Regions from separate parts of the Homo sapiens genome. Here region 2 is linked to region 1. Evidence: read pairs that join two places in POLR2A ChIA-PET (ENCODE). Cell type or tissue: PC-3. All regions are shown on one strand. Region 1 has its middle 4.8 kb from the start of FASLG. Region 2 has its middle 79 kb from the start of FASLG.

Region 1 (5,000 bases):
TTAATATATAAGCCCTAGTATAACCACAGTAGCAATTTTAGTATCAGGCAGAACAGAATCCAAGGTAAGGAAATATTCTAAGGCTAAAAATTGGGCAAAATACACTCATAGGAGTGAAAGTAAAATAATTAGGAACATATATGTATCTAACAAGATAGCTCAAAACAAGGGATCAAATGACAAATATATAAAGAAATAAATATATTATTAATTGCACTTGGAAATTTTAATATATTCATTTTAGAGACTGAAATGTCAAGCAAAGATACAGCACACTTGAATGATATAATTAAAAAGCCTCAACTGATATATATATGTAAATTATACCAAATACATGGATTTATAGCAAATTGAAAATAGATTTTTTTTCAAATAAGAGACACTCTCACAAAAATAGAGTATTAGCTGCAAGAAAAGTCTCAATAAGTTTCAAATGGTCAACATTATACAGACTACATTTTGCTCTCTCTCCTGAGAACTTAACCTGTATGGACCATGTCAGTGGGTTTCCTTGCTGTCTGGACTTCAGTAGAGTTTGCCCAATGTGGAGTACCAGCAGAAGAGAAGGAGGTGGTGGAACAGGGTACTGATTGTGGCTCCTCCTTGTGTGGTCACCTTAGACAGGCTGGCAATTCTTAACTGGAAGTCAACAACCCTGGTCCTACAAGCTCTAGAGCATCATAGGATCCCTTTTGGTTTCCCACCTTTGTGTTTGTAAACAATCCCTTTTATTAAGTCCTTCTTAAGTTATTCTAATTTGAGTGTTTCAGCTGTTTGCAGATGAGATCCTATTGATACAATAGGGAAATTCTCTTAGTGACAGAGGCAACAGACAAAAATCCAAATACCTTTGGAAAATATACTCACACTTATTATGAGAAACTTTAGATGCAGACTCTTCAAGAGTAGGATGAAGACAAACAGGTCCAAAATCACGGGTACTGTTCTAAAGAGTTCTTGAGGTCTGGGACAATATGAAAAGAAAAAGAATGAGGTATAAGGATTGAAAAAAAGATAAAAAATGGTCACCTTTTCCACTGATAATATAGATCTCTATTAAAAAACAGAATCAACAGACACACTATCAAAAGTAAAAAGAGAGATCCACAAGTTTGCAAGAATCAATATTATTTATTACAAAATAAAGAGTATTTATCTAAACCAACAATAACCGTCTGTTATTAGGTGTCTATTGCTGCATAAAAATTTACCCCAAAGCATAATGATTTGAAATAAAAAATATTTATTATCTCACAATTTCTGTGGGTCAGGAATCCAAGCTTGGTTTTGCTGGGTGACTTGGGCTAACCTATGAGAGAGGTTGGGCTGCAATCATCTCCAGGCTCAACTGGAGCAGAATCCACTCATGTGACTCACTCACGTTGCTGTTGGAGGCTTCAGGTCCTTGCTGGATGTTCGCCAGAAAAATTACTTCTTTGCGACATGGGCCTCTCTATTGGTCTACGCACAATCTGGAAGTTTGCTTCCCCTAGAATAGGGGAGGGGAGGAAGAGATGAAAACTGTAGTTCTTTTTGCAGTTTAATCTTAGAGGAGAAATCCCATCATTTCTGCTGTATTCTATTAGCTAGAATTGAGTCAGTTAAGTCTAGGCCACTCTCAAGGAGAGGGTATAATAGAAGTGCATAAATACCAGGAAGTGGGCAATTATTGGCATCATCTTAGAGACTACCTACCACAGCATCTGAAAATACCACAGAAAATAAGACCCCATTTGTAACCACAACAAAATTACAAAGCATCAAGCAATTCATCTAAGAAAGGGTGTATGAGACTACTCTGGAGAAAAATTTTAAAGGTCATAAAAATATGAAAAACTGTTACGGATAGGGTAAAAATAACAGTTCCTCCAAATTATTGCAATTACATTTAATGGTTCAGTAGGATGTTTTAGGAACATGATAGTTTTTTCATATACATATACATATATACACATATATATTTTTCCATATATATTTCATATATATACATATACATATGAAAAAATGAAATTAAATATGCCCAAAGTTGAGTCGATTTTAAAAAGAGAAAAACAAAAAGGAGGGGATTTTGCCATACCATCTCTCAAGACATTCCACAAAGCTGCAATTACAGAAACAATGTGACCCTGGTATCAGAATAGATAAACAGATCAATGAAATAGAAATAAGAGTTCAGAAAAAGACTCGACTATATGTGGAAACTTGATATGTGATAAATATGCCAATTCAGTGGAAGAAAAGATGGGATGTGTGGAAAAATTAGATCATACATGGAGAAAAATAGACTCCTGTCTCATCTCACAAAGGTGGACTCCAGATGGATTAAAGTCTAAATACAAAACCTGTGCAACTATGGATTATATCTATAATATTAAGTACAAGGAGATCCTGCAAATCAGCACAAAAAAAGGTAAGAAACCCAGTTTAAAAATGGGCATGGCATGTGAACAGGAAATATATACAAAAAGGAAAACTTGAATGCCAACAAGCATATGATCAGATGTTTAACCTCACAAGAGATCAGAAAAAGGAAGATCAATAGACAATGATATATAACTTTATAGTCATAATGCTTGGCAAAAATTAAAAGATGGATAATACCAAGTAGAGCTGAGGACATGGGATAAAATAGTTCTTCATAATTGGTGGTGGTGTCAAGGCATTCAGCCACTCAGATGAGCATCCAGAAATCACTTAGTGAAATTAAATATATAGGTGCATGTCTGTGAATAAACAAGTTTCAGCCAGGAGTGTACTGGGGTCTTTGCTCACCTCTGGGGAAAATCAGATTTGGTTTTCTTACTAACTTGGCAGATGCCCTTGGAAGTCTCCTCTAGGTTTGTGAAGGTTCATAGCAGCTACTTTCCTTATGCATCACTCTCTGCGACTGCTGAGTCACCTCTGGAGCTCTGAGTTACAATCCACTGAGTCCACTTCCCTGGTAGAACACTGGATGGAAGAAAGAAATAGGAACTTTGTTCTCTTTATGCCCCTGTCCTTTTAACCTCCATGTGACTAACATCCTAGGTGTAGCAGCATACTTAAATCCTTTTTCTAGATGGTTAAGACAATTTCTGAAGGAAATTACAATGCCGGAGGGACCACAATTGAAGATAACTTGAATTTTCATCTAATGAGAAGATACTTTAAAAAATCATAACAACTAGTATAAGGTGGTTTCTCCTATTTTGTCCTCCATATAAATTTGCTCCCAAGTGTCACCCAGGTCCCTTTGAATCTCTATGGCTCGTAAGCCCCCCCCTCCTCCTCAAAGAGATTGTCAGCTCTGAATATTTCTCCTTTGTCTATCCTCAAGGAACCTCTGGTTCCAGAATCAGAGATTCTGCAGGTGTAATTGGGGAGGGTAGAGCAAGACTTAGCAAAGCTCTTCCATTTAAATTCCCAGCCTGTGGGAGCCACCAGCCTTTGATTTATTTATTAAGTTCATCTCTCAAAGGCAAATATTATTTTCTTTAGCATTCACAGAACTAAGATCTACTTGTAACAATTATTTCTCCTTATTAATAAGGTTTGGAAATACCCCAAAACATAATGGGTCCCTGTTATTGTACATAGGGTTGTTTTATTTTTCCATGACTTTGCCAACCTGTGATGTTTGGTGGCATTACTGAAGATCAATATGAGTGTTTAAAGATGCTCTCTTTGACTCTATTTCAGTTCAGATTCTCTCTATGCCTGGAGGATAGCAGGAGAGTTGGGGGCAGGTATGGTCTTCTAATTTCTTCTGTTGCAGAATGAATCAACAGAAGCAGCAGGGAAGAAGGAGATGTAAAAATACAGCATAATTCTTATTGGACAGTGCTGGAAGTTCCTGTGGGAGTTTGAGATAGAAAAATCGAGAGGTACTAGTCTGAAATGGAGAGGCTCATCAGTTCAGGGTAGGATCTCAGAGAGATACTGGATGTCAAACGTGGACTTTGCACTTTCCCCTGCAACCTCTCTCCCTCTCTCCACTTTGTTTGTCCTTAATGGAAGAAGGTCGATTATATTAAGTCTACAGATGAATTATTTGGGGAAAGATTCACTAAATTTACAACATCTTTTGAGTGCCTACCTTGGTGCTAGGGACTATTCTAAGTGTATCAAATGCTTTGACTCATTTAATCCTCCCAACCCCCGTAAAGCAAGTACTATTATGATCATGCTTATTTTTATAAATGAGAAAACTGTGGCACCGAGGAGGGAAGGTGACCTGTCCAGTTCACACAGTTAATGAGCAGAAGAGCTGGGATTGGAAGTCACATAGTTTAACTCCAGAACCACCCACTCCCAACCATCATGCAACACCACCTCCCCATCCAGGATATGGTGTATTTTTCCCACTTATTTGAATCTTTGACATTTTCAGTAGAATTTTTATAATTTAAAAGATATGGGCCATGCACGGTGGCTCACGCCTGTAATCCCAGCACTTTGGGAGGCTGAGGCGGGCAGATCACGAGGTCAAGAGATCGAGACCATCCTGGCCAACATGGTGAAACCCCATCTCTACTAAAAATACAAAAATTAGCTGTGTGTGGTGGCATGTGCCTGTAGTCCCAGCTACTCGGGAGGCTAAGGCAGGAGAATCACTTGAACCCAGGAGGCAGATGTTGCAGTGAGCTGAGATCACGCCATTGCGTGCCAGCCTGGCGACAGAGTAAGACTCAATCTCAAAAAAATAAAAAATACATATATATGGTTCTGGACAATTTTTCTTACAGTTATTTTGGGATTTTCAAATAGTTTTTTTGTTGTCTATATGGTAGAATTCTTAAAATTACAATTTCTGATTATGAAATTTAAAGTTAGTTGAATTCATAACGATGAATAAAGTCACATGTGAGTTCAAAAGCTCGTTAACTCGTGCACTGTCTTGCTAGTCTCATCCCTTGCACTGTTTAAGAGTGGAGAGTGGGATGTGAGCAGGAGTGCCTGGTAAGGAGGCAGTAGGAGCTGACGCTAAAGAGCCTTGGGTAACGGTAAGAAGCTTGCCTTGC
Region 2 (5,000 bases), 84 kb after region 1:
GGCAGAATACTTTATAAATATTAATTAGGTCAAGTTGACGGAGAATGTTCAGATCTTCTTTTTTTTGTTTTTGTTCAGAGTCACTTTATTTGAAAGGCTCTGCACATATCTTTGCATACCACAAACTAGAAAAACAAGTTATCATAAATTAGAGAATTAAAAATAAAACACATTGATACAATATTTGAAATATGAAAGACCCTGAGAAGTCATATTTGGTAGTACATTTCAGTCACAACAGGCAAAAGTTTGCTATTTTGAAAAAGAATCAGAAAAAAGGGTGAAAGAGATTTTATGTATTTCTTTCTTCTTCTGTCCAAAATCTAGTTCTTGTGTTTGCTATTTTCACTGCTATAATTTAATTAAAAAGTATATAATCTTCTAAAAATTTCTGGTATAATGCTATTAAAAATACATAGCGATAATGCTTTCACATATATGAGGTTTTCACATATTATATAATATGAAAGCTTATAGTTTTCAAAATTAGGCTTCCCTTTCATAGACTGATGCCTGCCACAAACTATTTACTTTTAAAAGATATTTCCTTTAAATACGCTAGTAAACTATCAGATCACTATATTTCATAGTCTATTATACACAACTGAACATCAGAACCTAGAAACTGAATTGGCAGAAGCAATGATTAAATCTAGACATAACTAAGAAAAAACAAAATTAAGTCCCCAGGAAAAGGCTAAGAGAAGGTACTCTGGGCATTTCTGACACAATTTGTCATAATGTCAAAATAACATGACTTTGTAAATAATATTAACTATATGTAATATTTCTGCCATACAAATGACCTAGAGATTGAATTATAACTTCTGTTAATTTTTATAAAAGATAAGTCTGTTCCAACCAGTATTTAGTTGATGAAGAATAGTGTTCATGGAACTTAGGTCAAATAGGGTTGTTCATAAAATAAATTCATTTTTATCTTTTCTAGAATGTTTTTTTTCTCTCAAAAGACAAGGGACTGAGCAGCTATAAAATGTTCACTTTTCTGGTTGTTCAGGTCTTCTTAATTCTTGCCTATTTTCTACTTCTGTTAATTATCAGGAGGTGCTTTGATGTCTCCAAGTATAATTGTAGATTTGTCCATTTTTCCTTTTAGTTGTATCAGTTTTCGATTCATGTATTTTGAAGCTCTGTGGTTTTGCACATACATACCTGGATTGTTATGTGTTCTTGGTATGTTTGCCTCTCTTCCTCCCTGACAATGTTCCTTGTTCTGAAGTTTGCTTTGATAACAATATAGCCATTCTTGCATTCTTTTTGTTAGTGTATGTTGATGGTTTGTCATTTTCTATTCTTTTATTTTTAATTGATCTATATAATAATATTTATAGTAAGCTGCTTATAGACTTTAATTGTATCCCCCAATTTTTGATATGTTCTTTTCATATTTAAGTAGGTCAAAATATTTTCTGAATTCTCTTGAGACTTTTTGATCAATGGGTTATTTAGAAGGGTGTTGTTTAATTTTTTCTTTCTTTCTTTTTTTTTTTTTTTTGACGGAGGCTCACCCTGTCTCCCAGGCTGGAGTGCAGTGGTGTGATCTTGGCTCACTGCAGCCTCCACCTCCCAGGTCCAAGGTATTCTCCTGTCTTAGTTTCTCAAGTAACTGGGATTACAGGTACGTGTCACCAAGCCCAGCTAATATTTGTATTTGTAGTAGAGACTGGGTTTTGACATGTTGGCCAGGCTGGTCTTGAACTCCTGACTTCAGTTGATCTGCCCACCTCGGTTTCCCAAAGTGCTGGGAGTACAGGCATGAGCCACCGCGCCTGGCCTTAATTTTCAATTCTACAGAGCTTTTAGGTGATCTTCTTTGTTTCCCCACTCTGACAATTTCTATCTTTTAATTGGCATGTTGAGACCATTTATATTCAATGAAATTATCGATATGGCTACATTTAGGTTTACTTTTTTATTATTTTATAATTTCTTCCCTCTGGTTTTTATTTCTCTATTTACTATTCTTTGCCATGCTTTATATTATAGGCATACCATGCCTTCAGCAAGTCATAATCTTTTTGCTGGTGGAATATTACATTGAATCTGTAGATCACTTTGGGTAGTATGAACATTTTGATATTGATTCTATAATACATAAACACAAGATATCTTTCCATTTATTTGTGGTTTCTTTTTCTTCCACTCCTTTCATTAATGTTTTAAAGTTTTCAGTATACAGATCTTTCATCTCCCTGGTTAAATTTATTCCTAAGTATTTTCTTCTTTTTGATGCTATAGTAAATTGAATTGTTTTCTTAATTTCTTTTTTGAATAGTTAATTGTTAATGTATAAAAATGCAACTTATTTTTGTATGTCGATTTTCTGTTTTGTAACTTTAGTGAATTCACTTGTTAGTTCTAACAGTTTTTTTGTGTTTGGAGTCTTTAAAGTTTTCTATATATGGCCACGTCATCTGCAAAGAGAGACAATTTTACTTCTTCTTTTCTGATTTAGATGGCTTTTATTTCTTTTTCTTTCATAATTTCTCTGCCTAGGACTTCCAGTACAATGTTGAATATAAGTGGTGGGAGTTGGTATCCTTATCTTGTTCCTGATCCTAGAGGAAAGGCTTCCAACTTTTCACTATTGAATAGAATGTTAGCTGTAGGCTTGTGATATATGACCTTATCGTGTGGAAGTACATTATTGCTAAACGCAATTTGTTGGGAGTTTTTGTCATAGAAGCATACTGATTTTTTTTTCAAATGCTTTTTCTGCATCTATTGAGATGATCATACAATTGTAATCCTTCATTCTGTTAATGTGGTGCATCACATTTAGTGATTTACATTTGTTGAACCATCCTTGCATCATAGGGATAAATCTCATTTGATTATAGTGTAGGATTCTTTTAATGTGCTGTTTAATTCAATTTGTAGCTGTTTTGTCAGAGGATTTTTGCATTTACGTTCATCAGGAATATTGACCTGTAATCTTTTCTTGTAGTGTCTTTGTCTGACTTTAGCATCAGGATAGTACTAGCCTCATAAAAATCCCTTTGTAAGTTTTCCCTCCTCTTCGATTTTTTTGGGAGAGTGAGAATGATTGGTATTCATTCCTCTTTCAATGCTTAATAGAATTCACCAGTGAGGCCATCTATTATTGGGCTTTAATTTGATGGGAGATTTTTGATTCCTGATTTAATCTTATTACTCATTATTGGTATGTTCAGATTTTCTATTTCTTTTTGTTTCAGACTTGATAAGTTTTATGTATATATATATATATATATATATATATATATATATATATATATATATACACATACATATTTAGGATTTATCCATTTCTTATAGACTGTTCAGTTTTTTGGTGTATAATTGTTTCTTGTAGTCTCTTACAATCCTTTGTATTTCTGTGGTATTTGTCATAACGTCTCTTCTTTCATTACTGATTTTATTTGAGTTTTCTTTCTTTTTTTCTTAGTGTAGCTGAATTTTAAAAATCTTCTCAAAAAAACCTTTTGGTTTCATTGATCTTTTATATTGCTTTCTAGTCTCTGTTTCACTTATTTCTGCTTGGATCTTTCTTCTATCAACTTTGGGCTTAGTTTGTTCTTCTCTTTCTAGTTCCTTGAAGTGTAACATTAAGTTGTTTACTTGAGTTCTTTCTTTTTAATGTAGGCATTAACTACCGTGAACTTCCCTCTTATAACTGCTTTTGCTACATCCCTTAAGTTTTAGTATGTTTGTTTCCATTTTTGTTTGTCTCAAGATATTTTAAAATTTCCCCTTTGATTTCTTTTCTTTACCCATTAACTGTTCAGGAACACATTATTTAACTTCCACATATTTTTGAATTTTCCTGTTATTAATTTCTATTTTCATACCATTGTGATCAGAGAAGATACTTGGTATGATTACAATTTTCTAACATATTTAAATACTTCTTTTGTGGCCTAACATATGATCTATCCCAGAGAATGTTTCATGTGCACTCAAGACAAATGTGTACATGCTTCTGTTGGAGAGAGTGTTTTGTATACATCTGTTAGGTCCATTTGGTCTAAAGTGTAGTTTAAGTCCAATATTTCCTCATTGATTGTATGAATGATCTATTAATTGTTGAAAGTGAGGTATTGAAGTCCTCCACTATTATTGTTTTACTGTCTATTCCTCCCTTCAGATCTATTAGTATGTGTTTTATGTATTTAGGCACTCTGATGTCGCCTGCATATATATTTATAATTGTTATATCTTCTTAATATATTGATTCCTTTGTCATTAAAAATTGCCTTCTTTGTTTCTTTTTACAGTTTTGACTTAAAGTCTATTTTGACGTAAGTATAGCTACATTTGCTATCTTTTCCTTTCCATTTTCATGGAATGTCTTTTTCTATCCCTTCACTTTCAGTCTATACATGTCCTAGAAGCTGAAGTAAGTATCTTATAAAGAGCATATAGTTAGGGTTTAAAAAAATCCATTCAGGGCTAGGTGTGGTGGCTCATCCCTGTAATCTCAGCACTTTGAGAAGCTGAGACAGGCAGATCACTTGAGGTCAGGAGTTTGAGACCAGCCTGGCCAACATGGGGAAATGTGTCTCTACTAAAAATACAAAATATTAGCCAGGTGTGGTAGTGTGCACCTGTAGTCCCAGCTACTTGGGAGGCTGAGGCAGGAGAATCACTTGAACCTGGGAGGGAGAGGTTGCAGTGAGCTGAGACTGTGCCACTGCCCTCCTGCCTGGGTGACAGAGCGAGACTCCATTTCAAAAACAAACAAACAGACAAACAAAACCACCCCATTCAACCACTCTATTTATTTTGCTTAGAGAATTTAATCTATTTACTTTCAAGGTAATTATCAGTAGGTAAGAACTTCCTATTGCCATTTTGTTAGATTTCTCTTTCTTTCTTTCTTTCTTTTTTTTTTTGCTTATTTTGAGTCTTCTTTTGTGATTTGATGATTTGTTGTAGTGGTATGCTTTGATTTTTTTCTTTGTCTGTTATATATCTACTATAGGTTTTTGTTTTGTGGT

Evidence for each region. ChIA-PET counts read pairs that join two places held together with the same protein. Peaks named below come from ENCODE experiments on the same cell type or tissue, not always from the same donor. Only the 100,000 strongest peaks of a DNase experiment are listed, where the experiment ranks them.
Region 2: POLR2A ChIA-PET joins it to region 1 with 5 read pairs; 2 of 35 experiments call an interaction of 5 or more read pairs at or near these places.

The regions. Positions count from the first base shown.
Region 1 is chr1:172,651,837-172,656,836 of GRCh38, forward strand. No RefSeq gene overlaps it. Among named protein-coding and RNA genes, the nearest start is that of FASLG, 4.8 kb to the right of the region's middle. In PC-3, no CTCF peak of the experiment used is centred here; DNase peaks (open chromatin) are centred at 1,375 and 2,925; H3K27ac peaks cover 415 bases.
Region 2 is chr1:172,735,936-172,740,935 of GRCh38, forward strand. No RefSeq gene overlaps it. Among named protein-coding and RNA genes, the nearest start is that of FASLG, 79 kb to the left of the region's middle. In PC-3, no CTCF peak of the experiment used is centred here; no DNase peak of the experiment used is centred here.